Regions from separate parts of the Mus musculus genome. Here region 2 is linked to region 1. Evidence: chromatin contacts called from ENCODE POLR2A ChIA-PET data. All regions are on one chromosome and are shown on one strand. The core of a region is the stretch at or near the end of the contact, and the rest is flanking DNA. Distances in the headings are between cores, read along the strand shown.

Region 1 (3,143 bases), core at 438-2,937:
CCTACTAAAGCACCATAATTGGTAGCGACCTTTTGGGTCTCTCGGCCAAAAAGTTGCACGTGCATGAGTGAATGTGTGTGTGCATGTGCGAGTGTGTGTGCATGTACGAGTGTGAGTGTGTGCATGCATGAAGTCCAAAGGTAAACACTAGGTGGTCTCCACAATTATTTCTCCATCTTATTTTTATTTTTAGCTCCTCCCCCCTCCCCCCCCCCCCCCAGACAAGGTTTCTCTGTGTAACTCTGGCTGTCCTGGAACTCACTCTGTAGACCAGGCTGGCTTTGAACTCAGAAATCCACCTGTCTCTGCCTCCCAAGTGCTGGGATTAAAGGCGTGCGCCACCACTGCCTGGCTAAATTTAACATTACTTTAGCTTTGGAGTTAGGCTCTCACTTTGCTGGCATACATACATACATACATACATACACACACACACAGAGACACACACATGCAAACACACTCACACACTGAAGTGCTGTGTGTGTATATAAAAGTCAGAAGAAAACCTGTGGGAGTCTTTATTCCTTCCACCATGGGGGTCCCAGGAATTGAACTCAGTCCATCAAGACGGTTGCCAGGCTTGACCATGCCTCTTTTAAGATACAAGGCCTCTTATTCAACCTGGATGACATGCCAGAAAACTTCTGAGGTCCTCCTGTCTCCACAGTGGCGGGATTACAGGCACCCACCACCATGGCCGGCTTCTATGGGTGCTGGGTATCCAAACTCAGGTCGGCAGCTCTTGTGAGGCAAGAACTTAACTGGCTGACCCATCGTCCAATCACAACCAACAAGTTTTGACTTGGCAAAATAGACCTGGGTATTTTTACCGGGAGAGTCGTGCCCAGTACACTAATGCCTTCAGGAGGCCTAATAGCCTACGGAGTATGTCTAATGATGCTGTTTATGTGCCACTGTGCAATGAGCCGACCTCTGCAACCCCCCTATTAACATTATTAGCGTGTCTTTGAGTTGCAGTGTGGGAACTGAACATAAAAGTTCTAAAGAGTTTCCAAGCTCAGAAGCCAGCATAACTGCCATCAGTCACATTAGTGCTTACCCACACTCCTCGGGACGCCTGATCAAGGAGCTTTGTTGGGCAGCTGAGCCCAGAACTGTAAAATATTTATTTCATTTACTTGTGTGTTAGTTTGCCTCGTGCGTGTGAATGGCCGCGGAGGCCAGAACAGGGTGCTGGATGTCAGAGAGCTAAGGTTACAGTAGGCAGTTGTGAGCCACCATGTGGGTCTTCTGTGGGAGCAGTTAGTGCAGGTAACTGCTGTCCATCTCTCCAACCTTTGGCTTTAGAACTTGTGAAGGGTTGGCTGAAGAGATCTGGGGGGGTGCAGTCTGGTTCCACTCAGTTTGTTGACTAGACTAGAAGCCAAACACCACAGCTGGCAACACACAAGGAAATGGCAAATCTTAGCGGTCAACTTAAACACATCTGTAATCGACGAAATCCTAGGCAGCCAGGCACTCCTGGGAGGGATCTTTTTGTTTACATTTTTTTGGAATCATAAATACCCATTTTTAAATGTGGGTGACACACCTCCTGGTGGCAGCCCAGGACTAAGGACATGGAAGAGGGACAGTGCTTTGGGAAGGCTTGCCCTCACTCTTGCTAGCAAGATGAGTTACTCTGCCAGAGCGGCGGCATCCCTTCTCAGAAGGCAGGACCTGAATGACGATGAGAACAGGGCCACACCTAGGCCTGGCTGGGGAGGGTTTTCACTGTAGATATGAGGAAGAGGACAGCCAAGCACAAGGACGGGTCCAGTGTGAACGTGGCCAGCAGACCGAACCGAGACCATAAAGTGAGTGGGGAGGGTAGATGCAGAGGAGAGAGGGGAGCCGTGGCCCAAGAGGCCAGGCCAGGGCAGAGCCAAAATGGCTGAGTTATAGAAGGAAGGGAGGCTGGGAGAAGGGAAGCGAAACTCAGGCTCTGGGAGAGAGGTTGGGGGGAGGGAGGCAGTGCTGGGTACTGAATGTGGCTGGGAAAGCTGGCCAGCAGCCACTTTGATGTGTTAATAGGTGCCTCAGTTAGCCATTTGTTCCGGGTTTCTTACACACACACACACACACACACACACACACACACACACACTATACATACATACATAAATATAATGATATATAATAAATCTATTTTTCTGCCCTCTTTGTTAGCTCCTCTTAGTTAGGCTCCACCCAACAGTTACCTAGCAACAGCCAGGTAGGCCTGGCTTGCTATAAAAGGGACTGTGTGGTCTCCTTCACTCTCTTTTCTCTGACTCTCTTCTCTCTCTGACCCCTTTCTCCTTCTCTCCCCTTCTCCCCTCCCCCCCCCCCCACCACATGTTCTGGTCAGCCTCTTCCCTCCCTCCTCTCCCCTTTCCATGCCCTAAATAAAGTCTATTCTATACTAGACCCGTCTATCATATGGCTGGTACCTCAGGGCAAGGGATGCCTCAGCACGGACCTGCTGAGGCACCCCTCCCACCTCACCATACTGCACTCTACAGAACATATCCTTGACTTGATAAAACACACCACTCTTCTCGATCATCCTCTGGGGCAGACTTCGCTGTGTCCCATTCAACAGCTAAAGGAACCCAGGTTGAATGGCTTGTTCAAAATGACTCAGCAAGTTTGTAACTGGAGAGGAGCCATGGAGCCTGGCTGGCTCCAGAGCCAGGCTATTGAGCAAGACCACACAGTCTGCAAAAACCTTATAATAATAACAATGACAATAATAGTAACAATAACAACAACAATAATAATAATTAGCTGGGTGTGGTGGCCTATACTTGCAATCCAAGCAAACAAGAGACTTAGACAGGAGGATTGTCAAGAGTTCAAGACCAGCCTCGGCTGAATAGGAAGTTCCAGGCCAGCTTAACCTACAGAGTAAGACCTTGGCTCCAAAAAAACACAAAAAGGCCAGTTGTAGTGGCACACCGCACACCTTTGAGCCAGGCACTTAGAAGGCAGAGGCAGGTGGATTTCTGTGAGTCCCAGGACAGCCAAGGCTGCAATATGAGGCCTTGTCTCAAAATAAAACACCAAAGAGAAACAAAAAACCCTCAGACAGCAGTCCAAAATAGCCAAGCTAAAGCAGATGTCTTCTTTATAATCCTTCCTCAGAAATCTTATGGTATTGC
Region 2 (3,143 bases), core at 364-2,863, 38 kb after region 1:
TCAAGCTTACAGCACACTGTTGCTGTTTTTCTTTTGGCCCACAATGGAGATACATACCAAGATAATTGTAGATGAGGTGGTGGGTCGTCTGGGATTTGTTCCCCTAATTGGCAGAGGTGTGTGTGTAAGCAGGGACAAGCCCTGGCACTTTCGACTCCTGTGTAATGCAGACAAGTTCAAAGCAAGATAAAAGATGCACTGTTTATTTGCTTATGAAAGGCATGCAGTGAGTAAGTGCCCAGGTGTAGAGTTCCTGCCTGGGTTGGGTCTGCTTCTCTGGTCCAAGCCAGCACTTACCTGTCTGGGCCTGTTTCTTCCACAGTAGCCTGAGCAGAGCAGCACCCGCCTTGTAGAGTTGTAGGGAGGCAGCTCCCTGTTGCAGAGCACTCCTTAGAGCCCTGCTGGGTCCTGTGCAGGAGGTGGCCAGTGCATCCTCTCTGTTGCTGGTGTCTGGCAGGGTCAGCCTTGGGATGCTCTGGCAGACCCTCTCTGTCCCCACATGAGGATGTACTGTCCCATTGTCAGGGAGCTTGGCTGCCATTTCCAGGAGAGTAGCAGGGAGAGGGCAGGAATACTGAGCTGCCACCCAACTTCTCATCCTCTTGAGCTCCTGATCCTCCTGCCACTGTCTGCCAAGTGCTGGGGTGTGCTACAGGTGTGTACTACAGGTGTGCTACAGGTGTGCACTACAGGTGTGCGCTACAGGTGTGCTGCTGTGTCAGGTGCATGGTGCTCCTCATAGAGCCTCAGTGAGGCTTTGTTTAAAGATGAGGTCTCACTGTGTAACCCTAGCTGTTCTAGGCTTGAACTCACAAAGACCCACCTGCCTCTGCCTCTCATGTGTGTCTGCTGTAAACTTCCTACATGTTGGACAGAGTAGAAGACTTATACTCTGAAAATGGAAGTTTGGGACCAGTGAGATGGCTCAGCAGTGAAAGCCTGATGACCTGGGCCCCCCATGCTGGAAGGGGGGACTGGACTCCTACAAGTTGTCTTCTGACTTTTTCTTTGTACTGTGACATGTGCATACACACACAAGTAAATAAACAAAATACAAGAAAAAAGTAAAATCCGTATGTGCTGAACATAAATGTACAACTCAGGTTATTTCCCCAATGTAAACACACTGTAGCCAGCAGGAAACAATTATTAGTGCTTTTACAGTTTTCTCAAGCCTTGCCTTTCCCTCAAGTGACTGGAAAGTCCCTTTCTCTGAGGAGCAGTCACCGTCCCCTCCAAATCCTGTCGTGTGTGTGTGTGTGTGTGTGTGTGTGTGTGTGTGTGTGTATTGTGAGTGGGCTTGCTTTGCTCTGCAGATTGCTTCTCTGTGGGAGTGTGGGTTTGCCTCAGTCTCCTGTCACTGGGAAGTGAGAGGCAGCACACTGCTCCAAATGCCTAGCTGAACTCTGCAGTAAAGGAAATTCCCAGAGGACCAAAAAAGGGAAGAGGGAGTTGAAAACACTGGCTGGAGCGGGGAGGGGAGGAAGCGAGTGCCATTCTGAGATATTGCAGGAGTCTGGAGAGAGTTTGTATTAGACCGTTGCTGAAGGCCAGTGCTCCAACCCTCAGACCTAGCTGGGATGGGGAGCCAGAGTCAGCCAGGGAATAAGACCCTCCTGGTGGCAGCTTTCCAGGGCATTGTCTCTTGGCCTTGTGGGTGGGGCTTATCCTAGTCCCTCAGAAGGTCCCATTGACAGCCCCTGAGGCCTGGAAACTTGTAGCTATAGGCGAGGGTCCCATCAACAGCTGCTATTGTTTGGGTAGCTCCAGCATTATGAGTAAAGAGCCACCTTGTCACAGGCAGTTCATGTAGTCTCAGTAATGTCACATGTCAGGACGAAGCTGTGTTAGAAGGCTTTGCTGATATCTTGTCCTGGTCCTGAAATGTGTTGTCCTGCATCAGTTGAGACATGGAGCAGGCAGGGGTTGGGCATGTTTCTCTGTGGGCTGAGGCTTGAGCACGCCCGGGATTCCCCCTGCTCAGTTGTCTGTCTCCACTTGACTTGTTCCTGGGAGGGCCTCTGCATTAGCTTCTGCCCTAAGGCCCAGCATACTGGTTATCACTTAGGGTCAAGTGACAAAAGTCTGGGAGGAGCTGAGGGCAGCAGGGCGCTTGTACTTACTTCAACACTCCCCTCCCCTGCCAGAATTGGTTTCTTTTATACATTACAAAATTTTGGGGGTGGGGAGTATTTTTTTAAAGATTTATTTATTTTATGTATTTTATATACACTGTAGCTGTCTTCAGACATACCATAAGAAGGCATCAGATCCCATTACAGATGGTTGTGAGCCACCATGTGGTTGCGGGGAATTGAACTCAGGACCTCTGGAAGCGCAGTCAATGCTCTTAACCGCTGATCTATCTCTCCAGCCTCATAAATATTAAATTTTAAATTATTCTTAATTCTATGTAGGTGTATGTATCTGCATGTGGGTGTGTGCACATGAATGCAGGTGCTCACAGAAGCCAGAGGCAAAAGATCCCCTGGAGTTACAGATGGTTATGAGCCTCCTAATGTGGTTGATGGGAGATGGTTGACGGAAGAGCAGCAAGTGTTTTTAACTGAACTAGGTCCTAGCCTCCAGCCCCCTATGTTTTTTTGAGGGGCCGTTGTTTGTCTTTTTTTTTTTTTTTTTTTTGGTTTTTTTTTTGGTTTTTTGAGACAGGGTTTCTCTGCATAGCTCTGGCTGTCCTGGAACTCACTTTGTAGACCAGGCTGGCCTCGAACTCAGAAATCAGCCTGCCTCTGGGATTAAAGGCATGTGCCACCACTCCCGCTAGTCTTTCTTTTAAACAGGTTCTCACTATATACCCCTGGCTGGTCAGGAACTCAGTGTAAACCAGCCTGGCCTTGAACTCACCCTCCTGCCTCTGCCTCCTGGGTGGGTATTAAAGGTGTGCACCCTGTGACTTGGCCTCCTCTATAAAGTTTTGCCTACCAGAAGACAGGCACTCTTCTTTCAGGAAGAATGCAGGCTGATTAATCATGGTTCACCTTGCTGTGGGATTCACATGTCAACTTGACCCTGACCAATTTGCCCAGAGCCCATACAAGTATGCTGAAATGAATGAGTCCACAGTTGCCCTCTGCAGGGCTTTGACATCTGTCGGAATCCTTTTCAACATTTAAAGGGTAGCT

What was found. ChIA-PET counts read pairs that join two places held with the same protein, here RNA polymerase II (POLR2A).
Region 2: POLR2A ChIA-PET joins it to region 1 with 20 read pairs in embryonic stem cell. The contact joins two enhancer-like sites. POLR2A ChIA-PET finds 5 or more read pairs at or near these places in 3 of 5 experiments (Patski and embryonic stem cell).

Annotation. Positions count from the first base shown.
Region 1 is chr2:31,125,509-31,128,651 of GRCm38, forward strand. The region is part of intron 1 of Fnbp1 (formin binding protein 1); the gene reads right to left. Among named protein-coding and RNA genes, the nearest start is that of Fnbp1, 15 kb to the right of the region's middle. Within about 2 kb of position 1,688, at least 1 of the 3 ENCODE cell types and tissues checked has a DNase peak (open chromatin) inside an H3K27ac peak, as active enhancers do.
Region 2 is chr2:31,163,751-31,166,893 of GRCm38, forward strand. All of the region lies in intron 1 of Gpr107 (G protein-coupled receptor 107), which reads left to right. Among named protein-coding and RNA genes, the nearest start is that of Gpr107, 13 kb to the left of the region's middle. Within about 2 kb of position 1,614, at least 2 of the 3 ENCODE cell types and tissues checked have a DNase peak (open chromatin) inside an H3K27ac peak, as active enhancers do.